Linked DNA regions of Homo sapiens: region 2 is linked to region 1. A link is a loop called in an ENCODE intact Hi-C map of the cell type or tissue named here. Cell type or tissue: heart left ventricle. All regions are shown on one strand. Each heading gives the region's core, and the rest is flanking DNA. Links, peaks and the distances in the headings are about the cores only.

Region 1 (4,000 bases), core at 1-4,000:
ATACCTTTATGTTTACACGTGTCTCTCAACGTATAATCAGTGTCTCCTGGAACAAATTGAGACCTTTCTATGCCTCAATGTCCTTCTGCCCCGAGCTGTATCACTACCTAACATGAGGCCAGCTGGGATTTTAGTTCCAAATTTTAATAGTTAATAAAAACCAATTTTTTTTTTTTGAGATGAGTCTCACTCTGTCACCCAGGCTGGAGTGCAGTGGCACAATTTCGGCTCACTGCAATCTCTGCGTCCTGGGTTCAAGCGATTCTCCTGCCTAAGCCTCCTGAGTAGCTGGGACCACAGGTGTGCACCACCATGCCCAGCTAATTTTTGTAATTTTAGTAGAGATGGGGTTTCACCATGTTGGCTGGGCTGGTCTCAAACTCCTGACCTCAAGTGACTCGCCCACCTTGGCCTCCCGAAGTGCTGGGATTACAGGTGTGAGCCACCATGCTGGGCCTCAATAAAGTTTTAATGATAAGTTTTAGTTTTTTCTCACTACTGCTTTTGCATTCCACATTATGTTCTTTGATTCATTTTTAAAAATTGTGGTAAAATGCACATCACATGATTTTAACCATTTTAAAGTATACACTTCAGTGACTTCCAGTACATTCCGATGTTGTGCAACCATTGCCACTACCTAATTCCAGAACATTTTCATTATCCTGAGAAGAGACCCTGTACCCATTGAGCAGTCACTCCAATTTCCACTCCCCCGGCCGCTGGCAGCCACTCACTTCTCTGCTCTCTGGATTCATTTTTGTGGTTGCTGGAGCATACCGTTTGGTAATTCTTTCCAAGAGGGTTTGTGGTGGTGAATTTTCTGTATCTTCACATTTCTGAAAATGCCTGTTTCCTTCCTAAAAGCTGAGTAGAGAATTTAAGGTTTATGCCATTTCTCTCCTAAGCTCTTTGGAGATATTGTTTCATTGACTTGTATGCATCCATGTCCTCAGGAACAGTGACTGCTAAGTCAAATACAGTGTGTGCTCTGCACCAGTGCTTTATACATAGTAAGTCATTTAATTCTGCTGACAACTCTGTGAGGTCGGGGCTGCTCCCCACTTAACAGGCAGAGAAAGTGAGGCTGAGTGAAGAGAAGCCCCACATCCCTTCAGCTAGGAAAGAGGCCACCCCGGCTCTCGAGAAGTTGCCATCTACTGCTGCAGCTTCTGCTCCTCTGTAGGCAGGCTGTGTTGTTTTCTGGGATAATTTGGCATTTTTCCTTTCTCCCTTTGATTTTTATGTTTTCTTTTTCATATAGAGTCTTGCTCTGTAACCCAGGTTGGAGTGCAGTGGTGCGATCTCAGCTCACTGCAACTTCTGCACCTCCCAGGTTCAAGTGATTCTCCTGCCTCGGCATCCCAAGGAGCTGGGATTACAGGTGTGCGGCACCACACCTAGCTTTTTTTTTTTGTATTTTTAGTAGAGACGGGGTTTCACCATGTTGGTCAGGCTGGTCTTGAACTCCTGGCCTGAAGTGATCTGCCTGCCTTGGCCTCCCAAAGTGCTGGGATTACAGTCATGAGCCACCGTGCCTGGCTGTCCCTTGGATTTTGAAATTTCACCACTCTGTGCCCAATATTTATTTTTATTATTTATTTATTTATTTATTTATTTTTATTTAAAAAAAAATAATTCAAGGCCGGGCAAGGTGGCTCACACCTGTAATCCCATCACTTTGGGAGGCCAAGGTGGGTGGATCACCTGAGGTCAGGAGTTTGAGACCAGCCTGGCCAACTTGGTGAAACCCCACATCTACTAAAAATACAAAAATTAGCTGGGCATGGTGACGTGTGCCTCTAGTCCCAGCTGCTTGGGAGGCTGAGGCAGGAGAATCACTTGAACCAGGAGGTGGAGGTTGCAGTGACCCGAGATCATGCCACTGCACTCCAGCCTGTGCAACAGAACAAGAATCTGTCACAACAACAACAACAACGACAACAACAACAACAACAAAACATAATTCTACTTTGCATGTGGTAGGTTCTGTCAATCTGAGGACTTGTGTGTTTCTGCATTTTCTTTTCTAATTTCCCATATTCTCTCAGGTCTCTTTTTGGAATTCCTTTTAGGTGGTGGTTGGAGCTTATATCCTTCATGTCTTTTAATTTACTTTTATCCTTCCATCTCTGGGTTTTTGTGCCATCTGGGAGAGTTCCTGTTTCAGCCCCCTAGGTGACTAATTTGATCTTCATCTGTTCCATGCTGCTATTCAGCCCCTTTTTAAACTTTAATGATGAAATGTTTGGTTCCCAGATCTAGTTCATTCGTTTTAAATGGATGTGATAGCCTCTCCCCTCTCTCTGTTTTCTCGTTCAAAGTGTCATTCTGCTTGTCCTAGTACCCAAGTCCTCAGGGGTGCGTTCGTTTAGCAGATGAGTTTGGTGTGCCTCTTTCGACGTGTAATCTTCTTAATAAGGTGGGTGATTCTGGGTTGCCTGCTTGTCTTTGTGTTTGAAGGTTTCTGTTGTCCTATCTGTGAGGCTGAACTCACATACTGGATGGGAAGAGCTCTGCACTGTTGTGCCAGCTGGAGCAGATCCCAGTCTTTGGGTATGGGCTCCACTGACCTCCTGTGTGTTGTTGCCACTCGAGGGCTGTCTCCCCTACTCCCTGCTTCTGCCTGCGGGCAGTTGCTTTTGCAGGTCACTGCTTGGCATCATGGCCCTGCCAGCCACCCTCACATTTGATTTGGGGCTTCTTCTGGGTCCTCACTTGCTGGGCTTCCCAGATTGGAGCTGCCAGCTTCATGGCAGCCCTCTCCCGGATATGCTTTGCCCTGTGGTACCATTTCCAATCCGAACCCATCAACCTTCTGCCTTGCAAGCATTCTTCATGATTCCTGCCCTAGTAAGAACCTCATTCTTCTTCTTTTTTAAAAAATCCAGCTCCTGCAGGAAAGAACCCCATTCTGGTTTTTCAGCACTGCTATGGATTTTTAAAAAAGTGTTTATGTTACTTTTAGGGTTTTGTATTGGGAAGAGGCAGAATGTGACCCCAGGCCACCATTTTGGCCCGATCTCTATTCATTTTTACTGGGTGACCTTGTTGCAGAAGAGATTTATAATGTGGCACATCATTTCATATAATTACCATGCCATGGTAATTATTTCCTGGGTCATTAAAATTTCTTCATAATCACTATTTTAATGACTGCATAATATTTCTGCTGGTGGGTACATCTGAATTGACTTTGCTGTTTCCTTTTTCTTCCCAACATTTTTTTTTTGCTTTTTTTCTTTTTTTTTTTTGAGATGGAGTCTCACTCTGTCGCCCAGGCTGGAGTGCAGTGGCGCGATCTTGGCTCACTGCAAGCTCCGCCTCCCAGGTTCACGGCATTCTCCTGCCTCAGCCTCCCAAGCAGCTGGGACCACAGGAGCCCACCACCACGCCCAGCCAATTTTTTGTGTTTTTTAGTAGAGACGGGGTTTCACCGTGTTAGCCAGGATGGTCTTGATCTCCTGACCTCGTGATCCACCCACCTCAGCCTCCCAAAGTGCTGGGATTACAGGCGTGAGCCACCGCGCCCGGCTCTCTCCGACATTTTACTATAATAATAATAATAACAAGCCACAATGAACATCTTGTGCTTGAAATTTTGTCCATATTTGGAGCATTTTCCTAAGGTAGAGTCCTAAGGATGTGTGTGTGTTTGTTAAAATGTACATAACATTTACCATTTTAGCCATTTTTAAGTGTACAGTTCAATAGCATTAATTCACATTCTGTGCAGCCATCACCACCATCCATCTCCAGAACTTTTTCATTTTCCCAAACAGAAATACTATAGCCCTTAAACAGTGACTCCCCATTCCTTCTTCCTCCAGCCCCGCAAAACCACCATTCTCCTTTCTCTCCTTCTGACTTTGACTACTCCAGATATTTCATACAAGTGGAATCATATAGTACTTTTGTGACGTGCTTACTTCACTTAGCATGAGGTTTTCAAGGTTCATCCGTGGTGCAAGTGTGTGTTTGAAATGCCCATTCTGTCACC
Region 2 (16,399 bases), core at 9,699-13,698, 50 kb before region 1:
TTGTTAATAGTTTCAAAGAAATGACTTTTGACTTTTAAATTTTATTTTGATTTCTCTATTGCATGTATTATCTTTCATATTTTATTAATTTATACTCTCGACTTTTTTATTCTACCTTTTTGGGTTATTTTACGTTTCTTTTTCTAATGTCGGAAATGGACACTTTTTCATTAATTTTCTGCCTTCCTTCAAGACTATAAATCTTCCAAATACATAAAAGGCTACTTAGAGAGAAGCATGAGTTTTGATATGTGACATTTTTGTTATTCTTCTGTTGTAAATATTTTCTTTTTTCTTTTTCTTTCTTTCTTTTTTTTTTTATGAGACGGAGTCTCGCTCTGCCACCCAGGCTGGAGTGCAGTGGCGCGATCTCGGCTCACTGCAAGCTCCGCCTCCTGGGGTTCATGCCATTCTCCTGCCTCAGCCTCCCGAGTAGCTGGGACTACAGGCACCTGCCACCTCGCCCGGCTAATTTTTTTGTATTTTTAGTAGAGACGGGGTTTCACTGTGTTAGCCAGGATGGTCTCGATCTCCTGACCTCGTGATCTGCCCGCCTCGGCCTCCCAAAGTGCTGGGATTACAGGCCTGTTGTAAATATTTTCTAATTTTCATTTATCATGTTCTTTTTGTATACTGAGTTGTTTAGGAATGTATTTCTTAGTTTTATTTTTAATATTAATTACCAAGTTAATTACATTGTTGTCAGAAATCATGTTTAATGGCCGGGTGCAGTGGCTCACCACACGCCTGTAATCCCAGCACTTTGGGAGGCCAAGGCGGGTGGATCACCTGAGGTCAGGAGTTTGAGATCAGCCTAGGCAACACGGTGAAACCCTGTCTCTACTAAAAATACAGAATTAGCCGGGCGTGGTGACACATGCCTGTAATCCCAGCTACTCCGGAGGCTGAGGCAGGAGAATTGCTTGAACCTTGGAGGCGGAGAATGCGGTGAGCTGAGATCGTGCCATTACACTCCACCCTGGGCAACAAAAGTAAATCTCCATCTCACCAAAAAAAAAAAAAAAAAAAAAAGAAAAAAAAAAGAAATCATGTTTAATACTATTTCAATCAAACATTATCTTTTTTTTTTTTTTGAGATAGAGTCTTGCTGTTTTGCCCAGGCTGGAGTGCAGTGGTGTGATCTTGGCTCACTGCAACCTCCGCCTCCTGGATTCAAGTGATTTTCTTGCTTCAGCCTCCTAAGTAGCTGAGATTACAGGCATGCACCATCATGGTGGGTTAATTTTTGTATTTTTAGTAGAGATGGGGTTTTGCCATATTGGCCAGGCTAGTCTTGAACTCCTGACCTCAGGTAATCCGCCCGTCTCGGCCTCCTAAAGTGCTGGGATTAAAAGCATGAGCCACCGCACCCGGCCTAAACATTATCTTTTTGTAAATGTTCATGTATGCTTGAAAAGAAACTGTAGTCTGCTCTTGTTGAGTGCAGCATTCTATATGTGTCCACTAGATCAAATATGTTAATAATATTTTACAGATGGTTTATTTCTTCCCTGAATTGTGACGGCTTTTTACTGCTTTTCTTGTCTATACTGAGAGACTTGTGCTAAATTCTCTCACTGTGATGTTGGATTTGTCTTTCTTTTTGTAGATATATAATTTTGGACTTTATATATTTTGTGACTATGTTGTTAAATGCATACAAGTATAACATTTTTATGTCTCCCTTGTAAATGAAATATTTTATCATCACATAATAATCCTCTTTATCTCTAATAATACTTTTTTGCCTTAAAGTCTACTTTGTCTGATATTGCTATAGCCACAGTAGCTCTTTTTTGGTTAATGCTCACATGGCACATTATCCTTATTCCTTTTACTCTCAATATTTCTTTATTTTTATATCCTAAATGTGACTTTTGTCACATCTAGATTTTCACAAAAAATCCAATTTACTAACATTTGCAATTTGACTAAAGCATTCAATTCTCTTACATTTAATATACTTATTAATGTATTTTTGTTTTTAAAATATCACTTTATTTTGGGCTTTCTGTTCTGTTTCTCTTTCTTGCTTTCTTGGGCTCAACTGTATTTTCTTGGACTTCACTGTACTTTATCATACACTTTTCCATCCAAAGTTATTGTCTCCTTTTTTGTGTATGTGTTTTCCTTCAAAATTAAAATCTGCATACTTAATTTACCAAAGTTTACAGTTAATGAATACTTTTGCCATATTCCCCAGACAATCCCTGTATTGTCTTATATTTTAGTTCTTATTTTTTTGTATGCCATAGGCATCACTGTTCTAGACAGTGTTCATTTATATTCACCCATGCATTTAAATGCTCATTGCTTTTCACTCTTTCCTGTGCATAGGTCCTTCCATCTGGGATCACTTTCCTTCTGCCTGAAATAGCTCCTTGAGCATTTCCTTTAGTGAACGTCTGCTTCTAATTGAACTCTCAGAGTTTTTGTTTGCCTGAAAAATCTTTATTTCATCCTAATTCTTGAAAGACATTTTTTTCCTTAGTGTGGAGTTCTAGGGTAGAAACATTCTTTCAGCTCATTGAAGCTACCACTCCACTATCTTCCGCCTTGTTATGTGTGTACTGTTGTTGAGAAGTCAGCTGTCAGTTTAAGAAATCTGTTTTTTCTTCTCTAGCTGCTTTTACAATTTTTCTCTGTATCTTTGGTTTTCTGCTGTTTCACTATGATGGATCCAGGTGTGAATTTCCTATTGACCAGGAGTTCTAAAGTCACGTGGGTGGATTTCAGCAGTTGGGGAGGGCTGGGAGGTAGGATCAGACAAGGAGATGCCTACAGCTTGTAGGGGATTGATCTGGGATGCCACATCATTAAGCCTCAGTTGTGTGCTCTGTAAAAGAGGGTTGATGATATTTACTTTGCATCTCCGTCTTCATTCAGTAAGCATTGATTGAGAACCCACTAGGTGCTAGACCCTTTCCTGGGTAATGGGAACACAAGATGAGTCTCAGCTTTTGCGACTCTTCCAGCTAGAAGGGGAGGCAGGTGTGAGAACAGACATATATGATGGTGGGTGCTGCAGCCACAGGTGGCCCAAGGATGGGTCACTTCCACATGGGGTTGGGGGTGTAGGTAATAAAGACTTCCTGGTTCATGGAGTTTCAACTTCATCTTAAAAGCCACATACATTTCTAGGGGGCCATCCACGAAAGAAGGCATTCCTAGGAGAGGGAACAGCAAGGGCTGAGAGGTGGGAAACAGCGTGGCTCATTAGTGTTACCGAATTGTTTTACACTTTGGGGTTGGGAGCCCTTTGGAGGGCTTCTGTTCTAGCCAGTAATCTTTTTGTTGCCAGTGACCATAACACATGGCAGAAACTCACACTGCAAAGGCAGAGAGGGCAGGGGAACAGCCACCACCTCTTGCCTGTGCTTCTCTGGTTCCTTCCACCCATCAGGGATCATGTCTGCCCACCTAGCCTGACTTCACATCTTACATACCCATCACCTATAGGGCCGGATTCTCTTTATTCTAGTTAAAGCATTCTGGAGGAGGGTGCTGATTGGCTAGTTTGGAGTAGGTGGCCATCTTCAGACCAATCAGACATAGTCAGGGCCTGGGTCTTCTACGACCTCGGTCATTCCTGCTACAGCCCCGTGTTGTTTTGATGGCGCAGCTCTCAGGGCAGGGGGCATTGCCTGGGGCCGGTCCTGCAGAAATTCACTACAGCCTAAGTGCTGTGGAACTTGACCATTGTTCTGCAGACAGAGGGCCTAGCAAAGGGTTTGTGTGATTTTATATTATTTTTATTTTTAATTGTGATAAAATACACATAATATAGCATTTACCATCTTAACCATTTTTAAGCATACAGTTCAGTGGCATTAGGTACATTCACATTGTTGTGCAACCCTCACCACCATCCATCTCCTGAACTTTTTCATCTTCCCAAACTGAAACTCTGTCCCCATTAAACAACTCCCCATTCTCATCTTCCCTCAGACCCTGGCAACCACCATTCTACTTTCTGTCTCTGTGAATATGACTACTCTAGGTACCTCCTATGAGAGAATCATACAGTATTTGTCTTTTCTTTTCTTCTTTTTAGATGACGTCTCACTCTGTTACCCGGGTTAGAGTGCAGTGGTATGATCTTGGCTCACTGCAATCTCTGCCTTCAAGGCTCAAGCCATCCTCCTGTCTCAGCCTCCCGAGAAGCTGGGACCACAGGTGTGTGTAACCACGCTCGGCTAATTTTTTTGTATTTTTTGTTGAGATGGGGTTTTGCCATGTTGCCCAGGTTGGTCTCAAACTCCTGAGCTCAAACAATCCACCTGCCTTGGCCTCCCAAAGTGCTGGGATACAGACATGAGCCACTGAGCCTGGCCAGTATTTGTCTTTTTGTGATGCGCTTATTTCATTTAGCATAATGTCCTCAAGGTTCGTCTATGTTGGAACATGTGTCAAAATGTCCTTCCTTTTTAAGGATGAATAATATTCCATTGCATGGATGGACCACAGTTTATCCATCATTTGTTGATGAACGCCTGGGTTTCTTCCACCCTTTAGCTATTGTGAATAACATTGCTATAAATATGGGTGTACAAATATCTCTTTGAGGACCTGTTTTCAATTCTTTTGGATATATACCCATAGTGGAATTGCTCGATCATGTAAAAGAAAATACAATTTCAGAATCCTCTAAATTTATTATACCAAGGGGGAAGGCTCATTCATGTAACTTGTTTGCAATCCTGCTTCTTAGATTATAGATTAAGGCCGGGCATGGTGGAGCACGCCTGTAATCCCAGCACTTTGAAAGGCCGAGGTGGGTGGATCACTTGAGTTCAGGAGTTCGAGACCAGCCTGGCCAACATAGTGAAACCCCGTCTCTACTAAAAATACAAAAAGTAGCTAGGTGTGGTGGCGGATGCCTGTAATCCCAGCTACTTGAGAGGCTGAGACACGAGAATTGCTTGAACCCAGGAGGCAGAGGTTGCAGTGAGCTGAGATCACACCACTGCACTCCAGTCTGGGTGACGAAGTAAGACTCTCTCTCAAAAAAAAAAAAAAAGAAAAGAAAGAAATTAACTCTCTTACTCATTGCTCTTGTTCTGTAAATGACTAGGGGAGACCAGAGACCATAACTCCCCCCTTCCAGTCACTGATCTTTGTTATAAATTAACTGCCTTTTTTATTGTCCTGTACCTAACTTAGACCAGATAGCAGCCAAGACCCCATGATAGTTATATCTTCAGTGTGGAATGTTAAGTGTACCTTTCCCAGAAGAAAAAGACCATCTTGACTAATCAGATCATTGTAACTATGTATTAAGTCTTACATAAAAAGATGTTAAATGTTCTGTTAAGCTTCCCTAAACTTTATCTGTATGCACGATCCTAAACTTCTACACTTTGGATCTACACTGACTTCCATCCTTTGGAATCTTTGCTTCCTGGACCACTTGTCCTTGAACTTTGCACTTAATATACTCTTTAAGTGAGATTTTGACCCTTTCGGTTAAATTGAAAATCATATGGTAGTTCTATTTTCAATTTTTTGAGAAATGGCCTACTGTATTCCATAGCGGCTGCACCCTCTTACGTTCCCACAAACAATTCACAAGGGTTCCAATTTCTCCACATCCTTGCTTGATTTATTGATTGATTGTGATTAGTGTGTAATGGATGTGAGGTGGTATCTCATTGTGGTTTTTATTGCATTTCCCTAATGGCTAGTGATGTTGAGCATCTTTTCATGTGCTTATTGGTCATTTATATCTCATTTTTGGAGATACGTCTATTCATGTCCTTTGCCTGATTTTTTAATCAGGTTGGTTTTGTTGTTGAGTTGTAGTAAAGAGCTTTAAGTAGGACTGTCACAATTTGACTTACTGTTTTGACAGAGCTGAGCCTGAAACTTTGGCAGGAATCAGGGTGAGGGGGAAGCGGCAAGAACTGGGGGCTGCCAGGACAGATGCTGCACACAGTGAGCTCTTCACAAAAGCTGAGCTCACCCAGGCCCTCTTCCTGCTTCGGATCTTGGATGGCCTGAGGAGGAGGACACTGGGGTCACCTCTTTGGATCCTGGCCTTTTAAGGCTCTCAGGGAAGGCTCAGGCAGTCTCCAACAGACCCCTGGGAAATCCAGGGTCCCAGTCCCTCCGTGTGTGGTCCAGACGGAGAATGGTTAATGATCCACGCTATAGGACGCCTGCCTGTTATTTGCAGCAGGGGCTGACCATGGGGGTTGGGCTCTAGAAATCCGCAGGAATTTACACAGGGGTGCTGGGCTGTGTAAAGTGGATCCCCCACTGGCTTTTCTGACTGGCAGATAGTTCAAAGACGTGGGCTGGGGAGCCAGAATGCCTGGGTTCAAATCCTATTTTGCCACATACCAGCTGGGCATGTTACATAACTCTCTTGTGCCTCCATTTACTGCTCTGTAAAATGGGAATAATAAGAGCGCCTCCCTTGTGAAGGATTGGGTGAGGATTACATGAGTTAATGTATGCAAAGCATTAAAATAGTGCCTGTCTCGTAGTAAACGCTATGTAAATGTGGGCTATTGCTGTTATTTTCACTGAGACCAGGCCCTGTTGGGCTTCCCACCGCCCATCAGCGTGCAGGCCTTCCGGACCACGTAGAGGTGCGGTTATCCTTGGGACAGGTCCTCCCTCCTGGGGCGGCTCGCGCGGCAGCGCCTGGGGCCCGTTCCCGCGGTTGCCGGCAGGGGGCAGCATTGCACTGCGGCTGCTCCTGGGCGGCGCCGGCGACTGGGCTTGGAAACCGCGCCTCGCGGCGGCCTGCGCCCTCGCTGCGTCCCTCGCGCTGTCACCTGCGGAATCGGCAGACCAGCCCGTGTAGCCGTCAGCCCAGTAGGGCGGGCACGGGGGCCGGAGACCGCTGTCTCTGTTCAGCCCGGGGTCTCTTGGGGCAGGGCGCCCCACCGCCTCTTCCATGAGGTTCTCCAGCCCTCAAACCCCCGGCGCGCGTGGCTATTTCTCGGCCCCTCGTGGGGCCTGGAGGCCCTTGACCATTCTTGGTCCGTGCACAATCCCCCCATCTGTGAAATGTGGGCAATTGCGCGGTGGCTCAGGGCGCGGCCCAGGTCAGGCACAGAGTGAGGGTCGGGAGATGTTTGGACAACCCCCACCTCGGCTTTCATTAGGTTGCGGACGAGCTGGGCCTGAGCGGGGCATGCGGGCGCGCGCGGCCTCTGGGGAGGGAGTGTGGCGGAGAGGATGCGCGGGCCGTGTGGTCCTGATCTGGGCTTGAGCCCACCCCATGCTTGAACCTGCTCTGGGCCTTTGCTTGTGCTCAGCCTGCTTCCTGGATGGCCCCTCCTTCCTCCTTATTCAACTCCCTCGGGCATCTCAGAGTCCGTAACAGCCTTCCAGGTCTCAGGGCCTGGCATTAGCTTCCCTTCCCTGCCAGTCCCCAAAAACGTCCAGTCCTCGCCTGGGCCTACCCAAGGTCTCCCCTCACCCCCAACCACCAGGCTCTGGGTCCACATTAGGACTTGTGTCTGTCCTGCCCACCATGACCCTTAGCAGGGGATCACGGGGATGGCCCGGCCTCCTGTGAAGGAAGGTCAGCTCCATGATTCCAGATGATTCCAGTCTGGAAATCTCGTGGACTCCAGAAGTCTAGCCTTTGGCTACTCTCCCCAACATTTCCTGGAGAGGCTTGATCACTGGCCCATAGGCCAAGGAGACCCTCCCTTCTATGGTCACAGACCTTCAACAGATGATGGTAGATGCAGGCCGCTACCCTCAGGTGACCCCACAAAGAGCCACACACTGGCAAAAGAACAGTCAGTGTTCCCAGTGGGTAGGAAATGCACCCTAAAACAACTTAGAGATGCAATTTTTCATTTATCAAGAATGAAACAAAGAATAACGCTTAGTGTTGCTGAAGGTGCAGAGAAGCAGACACTTTCATGAATTGCCCATGGAAACGTAGACTGGTTTTAAAAACAGCTTTGGAGGGCAATTTTGGAACTATGTATTAGAGACTTAAATGACGCATAACCTTTGACCCAGCAATTCCACTGCTAGGTATTTATTCTACTAAGGAAATAATTGCATAAAAGCTGAAAATGCATGTGTAAGTATTTTTTACCGAAGCACTGTTTATAATGGTAAAAATTGGGGAGAATATTCAATAGCAAATGAATGATTAAATAATGTATGATAGCTCCATGGAATAGAACTGTAATCAGCCATAAAAAAAAATCACATTTTTGGAAGAGAATTTCATAGCAGAGAGAAATGCTCACATTAAAATGTTCATTCATTCACTAATTAATTGATTTAACATTTATTGAGTATCTTTGAGACATGCCAGGTATTCTTTTAGGCACTGAGAATACAACTGTAAATAAGATAAATACTATCGTCCTCCTTATTGGGCTTTCCTTCTATAGGTGGAGACAGGCAAGAAAGAGGTGAAAAATAATTTCAGGTAGTAATATTTTTGTCTGTTTCTCTTTCAAAATTATACTTGAATAGAAAAAAGGATGGGAAGAAGAGCATCACAATGTCAACGGCGGTTATTTCTGGTTGGTGGTATCAGGTAGGATTTGTGTTAAGTTACGAAAAACTGAGAAATTCACTGCAGAAGCTTATAAAGACCAGGGTCTGATTGGCTCCTGTGTCCTGGGCTGATAAAGCAGCCTCGCTCTGCCCTCCTGGAACGCAGGCTGTGCATGCCCTGCTTGGCTTCTGAAGGTCACAGGACGGCAGGCTTTCCTCCGGGTCTCCTGTCTACCTTCCAGCAGGAAGAAGGGGGAAGGCAGAGGAACAAACTCTTTCTCCTCCGGAGGCTCTGCCTTTTATTTTATGTGAACAGAGCTTCAGCCAAGGTCTCATTGGTCAGAATGGGCCACTTGGGAAGAACATGGAGGCAGTGTCATGGGTTATCATCATTTTCTTCTTCACATTTTCTGGCATTTTCTAAATCAAACAAGACATTAAAACAAGCTTCTGTGTGTAAGAAATAAAGGACTTTTTGTGTTTTAAGAAACAAGGTTGGGGTGGATTGCTATGTGGGAATGGAGGGCAGAGGGCAGGCAGTCGCAGCCAGGCTCAGACACAGCTGCTATGGGTGCGGCGGTCCTGGAGGTCTCTCTCACTAATTTCCATCCGCCTGGGTCCTGTAGGCCCTTGCAGGCTGGCGCAGTCCTCAGAGGACACGGTGGAGTGCAGGACCATGGCTGTCCCTGGGAGGGCCTTACCTGTCTGCTGGCTGCCTTGCTGGCTGCCCTAACTCTCTCTGTTTGCTGGTGTCCAGGAGGGCTGTGTGGCTGCTGGGGTGAGCGTGTGCAGCCTGGGCTCATGCTGGGCTGGCTGGACTCACTGGCCCTGGGGCCTTTCTCCCAAAAGGAGCTGGGATTTGTTCCGATGTGCAGGGCTGGTGGGCCATGTCAGGCTAATCTCAGTCTGCGTCCTGGCCTCTTCATTGTGTTCATTTCCTGTGGCTGCTGTATGAAATTTCAGCTTCTGGTGGCTGCCCGCGTTCCTTGGCAGGGGGCCGCACCCCTCCCATCCCTGCCTCTGTGATCACATGGTCTTCTCTGTGTCGTCCTTCTCTGAGTCGTTCTTAGATGGACATTCATGATGGCATTTAGGGCCCACTTGGACAATCCAGGACCATCTCCTCATCTGCAGATGTTTGACTTAATCAAATCTGCAAATCCTCTCTCCAAATAAGGTCTCATCTACAGTTTCTGGGGATTAGCATGTGGACATCTGTTGGGGGCTATTTTTCATTAACTGTTCAGTGACTACTGCTCTGAGACTTGATGATCTCATCTGTAGAGTGGGGATAAAAGTCCCATTCTCACAAAGTCTTGAGTCAATCACCAACAGGCCGTGAGCAGGCACTCGGCAGGCAACAGTGAATGTTCCTCAGTGGTTGAGCCCTGCCCCTCCCCTCTGACCGCTGAGGCTGCTTCTCCCTCCCTTTCCCTTGGTGGTTGATCTGCCCTGGTCTTGGAGACAGTGAGAGGACCTGGGTGGCAGGCCTGCCGATGGCCTCTGATCCGCAGGCCCTTTTTCCCCATTTCCACCTCCTTCTCCTTCCACTGCCTGTCCCCACAGTGAGGCATGTGTGCTGCCGTGGGGCACAGGCCTTGTGCTTGGCAAGGGTTAAGCATATGCAGGTTCCCCTCCTTCCCTGAGAGCCTCCCCGGGGGCTTCTGCCTCCTCCCACTCCCTCTTCTGTTCTCTCATATCAAAGCTCCCACCAGGCTCGGTGGCTCAGGCCTGTAATCCCAGCACTTTGGGAGGCTGAGGGAGTCGGATCACTTGAGGTCAGGAGTTTGAGACCAGCCTGGCCAACCTAGTGAAACCCCTTTTCTACTAAAAATACAAAAATTAGCCAGGCGTGGTGACACGCACCTGCAATCCCAGCTACTTGGGAGGCTGAGGCAGGAGAATCACTTGAACATGGGAGGTGCAGGTTGCAGTGAACTGCGATCATGCCACTGCACTCCAGCCTGGGCAACAGAGCAAGACCGTCTCAAAAAAAAAAAAAAAAAAACAAAAAAAAAACGAAGCCCAAAAACAAAAGACATCTCTGGGTCCCTCTCTATTTTCCAGACAGATCTCTGGCAAGTCAGGGACTTTGCCCAAGGTTGCCTAGCACATTGGCAGTGGATTCAGGGCCTTTGCCATGTCCCTGCCTCATCTGAAGGAGTGCCAGGCAGCCCTTGCTCCAAGCCAAGTCTCCAGGAGCCTCCTGGGAGGTAGTACCTCCCCCATTTAGGTTTATAGGGTGCTAAATGCACTATGGTGCACCAGATAGGAAAAATCAATCACAATTTCACTTCATTGCCGGATGGAAGAGGAGGTTTACAGACCAGATAACCTGCTCTTGGAAATGGGTGTGTCCATATATAGGGTGCCCAGATCCATTAGGGGCTGCGTTTAGCTGGAGGGCTGGGTCTGGGGAAGGGGCTTTCTGTTGGATGAGCAAGGGCTTCAGGTGGATGCAGCTCCCCCATCCCTGATCCCTTGGGAGAGTCGGGGACTCGGCTCTGAAAGGCTGTGGGCTGGTGGGAGCCCCTGTGCTGCTCCCAACTTAGGATGGGATGAGGAGGGGTGTGGTGGGGTGGACCTGTCACATCCATTGAACAAAATGTCTGTGCAGCTCCTGGCCTGCTGTGCAGGCTGACATTTAGGTATCTCATCTTAAACAAGGAGCAGGGGGCGACTGGTGAGCAACAAGGCCCCACTCTATGTGTGGACACCTGCAGCCTCATTCCTGGGAGGGCAGAGGACATATGACTGGCATAAAGTATTGTGTGTAGAACCAGGGTGGGACAGTCTCCGATGAGTTCCCTGGTAGCAAAGGGGACAAAGTCCTCTCGCTCCACTATTTAAGTTCCTTTTTGTGGATTGGTGGCTCTCTTGCCCAGGATGTCCACTGAAGACACGATGGTTGACAGGTCTCTGGCTGCTATGATGCCACCCCAGGCCCACTCTGTAGAGATGTGTTTGGGAAGGAGCATGTCTGGCTTTAGCATCTCCCACCAGGACCATTCTGTCAACTTCTACCCTGGTCCCTCTGCTGCCTCCTTCTTCCCACCTTGCTGCTCTCCCCACAGCCTTCCCTTACTTGCTTCCGCCTCCATACCTTTCCTCTCGCTGTTCCCTTCACCTGCAATGTACACTCCCTTCCTTAACTCAGCTCAAGGTCTCAGCTAAACCTGTGTGGAGCCCTGGAACCCAAAGCAGGAGACGACAGGGGCAGGAGGAGCCCTGGGCAGTGGTGGGAGGGGCAGGAGCCTCTGTGGCACTTCATGTTCTGGGACAGTCAGGCAGTGACTGTTGAGGGTACAGGAGCCTGAGTTCAGCCCTGGGGTCAGAGAGGCCAGGATTCAGGACCCTGCCACTTAGTCCTTCCAGTCACCTGCGGAATAGGGTGGTCCCCAAAGTGCAAAAACAGCAAAGTTGCAGAGCCCAGGTTGGAGAGAGAGGAGAAGAGCCACCCCAGGCAGGCGTTGGGGCTGGGAAGCAGGGAGCCCAGCAGGTCTCCTGGGAGGGCCTGGGCCAGCCTGTGGGCTCTGGGACAGGCTTTTCAGGGCTGTGGTTTTACATGTGTGAGCTGCAGCAGCAGAAGCCCATTCTCCACACAACGGTGGACTCAGAACGCCCATGTGCAAGGCTGGCTATGGACGTGGAGTGGGGTCCTCAGAAGCCCCGAGCTTCCTCTGAAGAGCCTCTTAGATCCAGGCTTTGGGGCACACACTTGGAGAATCTCTGCTTTAGCAGGAGGTGAGACACAGGCTGCCCCCAGAGGCCTGGGACTGAGATGACAGCTCCTGGGGGTCATTCCTGGGATCTGAGCCTTCCTTCTCCTTTGCTCTCCCTTGGCGTTTGGAGATGCCTTTGTGCACACTCCAGCTTGCCTTATCTGACCTTTGCAGGGTTCTAAGGAAGGAATGAACCTTGTTGGACTCCAGGGGGTCAAGGGGAATCCTGGATGTTAGCATGAGAGCCCCAGATGAGCCTGAGCTTCTGTTCAGTCCTGCCACCCATCCTGCCTGGAGAGCCTGGGTCCAGGAAAGAGACCTCTGGAGGTCCTTGCTTTTGCAAAGGAAGCAGTTTTTCACACAGGTAACTTTTTGGACTAGTTGATTCTAAGCAGACTGAAGACCCAGTCCTGAGTCCCAGTTTCCTGACTGTATAATGGGGGTAAAGAGGTCCTTGCCCTGGAAAGATGAGGCATTCCTATCTAGGGTGGACACACGGTGTGTAATTTCCTTTCTCCTCATTGGCCCATGGGGCACGGCTCCGGCCCGCAGAAGCCCTCCCTCACCTGGGCTGCCCACCATGGGTGTCTGCACCATGCCACGGGAAGGGTGCAAAGGGGCATAACAGTGGGTCTTGCCCTGGTGGCTGAGGCAAGCTGGTGCTGGAATTTTCCTTCTCCCTAACCTCGGGAAAACCAAGGAATGAATCAATAGAAGTCTCGAATTAATAGAATGAGCAATGCAAAAGATTGCTGGCCTGGGAAATTTAAAGTAACAACCCACGAGGCTACCAAGAGTAAAAGTAAACTAAAAAATACAGTAATATAAAAGAACATCACATAAAATAAATACAAGCTGAGAAACAGTAAAAATAAGATGAAAGAGGTTGGCAAGAAAGGGTAGTAAGGAAGACAAAGTAGAGACAGAGAATTCACATTCAACTGAAGAGCCAACACAGCGCTGGGAGAACAGACGAAATAAGCAATAAACAAGGGTGTTTTAAAAAAAAACCAAAAAACAAATCTGGCGTGGTGGCTCACACCTGTAATCTCAGCACTTTGGGAGGCGAGGCAGGAGGATTGCTTGAGTCCAGGAGTTCAAGACAGCCTGGGAAACATGGTGAAACCCCATCTCTACAAAAAATGAAGAAAATTATCTGGGCATGGTACCATGTGCCTGTGGTCTCAGCTACTCAGGAGGCTGAGGTGGGAGGATTGCTTGAGCCCAGGAGGTCTAGGCTACAGTGAGCCATGATCACATCAGTGTCCTCCGGCTTGGGTGACAGAACAAGACCCTGTCTCCAAGAAAAAATTGAAAACAGGAAAAACCCAATGGGTTAAGAGAGGAAGGCAGCAGTGAGATTTTCTGAGCTTGGATCTTGGCAGAAAGTGGGTTCCCTGGAGCCTGTAGTGACGGATGAGGCTGGCAGCAAGACCCCTTCCCAGATGCCTACAGACTCTTCCCTGGGGGCTTGACCTTAAGACCTGGGTTGGCCTCCACCCTGTGTACACGGGACAGCTGGGTTCCATGCCAAAGCCTGCAGAGAATTCCCCAGGCTTGGACTTGATCTTTCTTTGCAGGCAGGGCCTGGGCCGAATTGTCTTCCATATCACTGGTGGGCTCTGTGCTGAGGAGGGAATGAGGAAGATAGAGTTTTTGGGCCCTCCCTGGAGACGCATGGTTCAGGAGGGGCACTTCTGCAGGGGTTGGGCACTGGTGGTTCCACATCAGGCAGGCAGCTCCTCAGGATTGTGCCCAGGAGGCAGGTCACTTGGAGGGCCAGGACTCCAGCTGGCTTTTCCTTAGTCCAGCTTTTGGATGGGGTGAGAAAGAAGGCAATGGAGAAAGGAAAGGTCTGCATTTCTGGAATGACAAAGCTTTAAGTCACAATGATTGTAGCTTCCAAGTAGACCACTGAGGCCTCTCTCTGCCTTGACATTTCATCTACAGCTTCTGTGGCCAACTACTAGCGTCCAGTGTTGTTTCAGTTGAGATTCCTGATGAGCCCAGTTTTATCTTTTTGCACCCTCCTTCAATTTCCTTGTGTGTAAAATGGGATGACCATCTCCTCGGTAAGATGTCAGGTGGTGAGCACAGTGCCTGCATGTGGTAAGTGCTAAAGAAAAGTAATTAGAATCAGTAAAACTGAAGAACTCTTTAGAAAAAGCAGTCACCTGTGCTGGCTGAGCTTGTGTAAAAGAAAGATTTACTGACTCAGTTTTAATTTCTGTGAATACACCTTTGTGTAGTGAGGAGCAAACCAAGAGGACTGAGCCTTGGGCCTGCCAGCAACTCACCTGATGCCTTTCTCTGGGCCTCAGTTTTTCTCTCTCTGAAGTGGATGTGTGTCATATGACCCAGAGATTTCTAATCTATCTTCTCCAGCTAGATTCTTGCATTAGGGGTGAACTTGTTCATTGGGTAGAGTTGCTTCCCCTGGTTTGGAGAGGCAGCATTTGCAGCCCCAGAGGCTATCAGGGATAAGGGTGTTGGGCCAAGAATAGCTGGGCCAGGAGCAATAAACTGTTAAGGGCTTGATGAGTCTGAGCAACTGACCAATAACATCCAATGCCCCTGGAACCTGGCAACTCCAACTTTAGGTGGCAGAGGATTAAACACATTTTGCCTCAAGGTGAGTCTGTACAGGTCCCCAGTGGTCTCTGGGCCTGCCTTCCAGCTCTGTGAGGAACAGGAGCTGAGCAAGTGCCTACAGTCACCACGCTGCCTACAGTGTCCAGGGGATTCTAGCCTGGATAGGAAAACTGGCTTGGCTGAGTGGACTGTCCCAGGGTGAGGATCTGGGAATGAGCATATGGGGATGGCAGACTACCACACGCCCTGGAAGCTGGAGAGGAAGGAGGCACCCAGGACAGAAGGTGAGGTTGCCCCAGGTCAACAACTTCCAGATGAGATCCACCTTGAGTCATGATCCTCAGATGCCAAGCCACAGGAACCTCATCACCCACCTCATCATCCAAACTGGAACTTGATGGAAATCATTCCACAACTATGTGTTGGTGGGTTGTCTTCTTAATACTTGGAAGGAGGTCTTAATACTTATCCCACTGAAATCATGCTACCTACACCTAGCAAAACATACATCAAAGAAAAACTTCTAACTGGGTATATCACATGCCCACTGTACTAACACACTGGAGAACCCCCAACAACAGGAGGCCCGGGGAGAGTCCCTGACCCACAGGGACTTCAGGTCAAGACCACACCCACCATCCTTTCAAGGTGGAGACAGTCCCCGTAGGAACCAAACTGATGTATAATAAAACTCATCATTTATTTCTCTTCTCCCTACAGCATTTCAGCCAGTGAATGGTAGAATTTTGCAGGAATAAGAATTAGAGGTGTAGAGGGTTTTGAGATGCGGGGTGGGTCAGGTTTCACTACTCAAGGACCCTAAGACAGGTTTTTGGAAGAAGTGTGTGTGTGTGTGTGTGTGTGTGTGTGTGTGTGTGTAGGACCACATTCAGCCACTCCCATGGGCAAGTATGACATATGACCACTCCTCTCTTCTTGCCCCCTGGCCTCCTTAACCTAGAAGTCACCTTGCTGGCTCATGGGATTCCTTGATACTTCTGCAATCCAGCTTCTCCGCTCCAACAGGCTGTCCCTGCCCAGCTGAGCTGGCCCACCCAGGGTTCCCTCACAGTGCTATGGGCCTCCACTGGCCCCCTCTGCACAGCCCATCCTCTCCAATCTTTCTTTCCAAAGTGAAATCTACCAATGCTTACTCTTTGGCTCTGGCCACATGAGAGACAGACAGACATACAGACACACACTTCTTTCTTTTTGCCTTGGCTCACCACTATTCAATGCCTGGAAGCCTTATTTTCTCCCTTGGGAACCTCCACTCAGTCTTTACAACTGTCATCTCCTCCAGGAAGTCATCCCTGCTCTTCTTCCCAGGCTGGTTCAGAGCCCAGGCATCTGAGCATACACAGCTCATTCATAGCCCCCCCCAACATTTAAAAGATGACTTGGTTGGGTGTCTGCCTCGCCCACTGCGCTGGGAGCTCTGGGCAAGGGCTGTGGTGGGAGCCTCTCCCCCTGGTGCGTGGCGGGAGTCCTGGGGCCCCTCCGCGGACAACAGGGCCCGGGGACGTTCCCAGGCTTGCTGGAGGAGCAGCTTTTGAACGAGGCTCTGCCAGGTCCCAGACCCCAGGAAGCTCAGCTGTCTCCTC

Evidence for each region. Peaks named below come from ENCODE experiments on the same cell type or tissue, not always from the same donor. Only the 100,000 strongest peaks of a DNase experiment are listed, where the experiment ranks them.
Region 2: a loop joins it to region 1, with 5 times the contacts of the local background. A loop is called at or near these places in 2 of 110 quality-filtered maps.

The regions. Positions count from the first base shown.
Region 1 is chr10:86,320,354-86,324,353 of GRCh38, reverse strand. The region is part of intron 2 of GRID1 (glutamate ionotropic receptor delta type subunit 1); the gene reads left to right. Among named protein-coding and RNA genes, the nearest start is that of GRID1, 44 kb to the left of the region's middle. In heart left ventricle, for the core only: no CTCF peak of the experiment used is centred there; no DNase peak of the experiment used is centred there.
Region 2 is chr10:86,367,689-86,384,087 of GRCh38, reverse strand. No RefSeq gene overlaps it. Among named protein-coding and RNA genes, the nearest start is that of GRID1, 9.1 kb to the right of the region's middle. RefSeq lists silencers at 6,573-6,632, 6,643-6,692, 6,542-6,836, 6,796-6,994 and an enhancer at 6,472-7,014. In heart left ventricle, for the core only: no CTCF peak of the experiment used is centred there; a DNase peak (open chromatin) is centred at 11,837; H3K27me3 peaks cover 2,082 bases.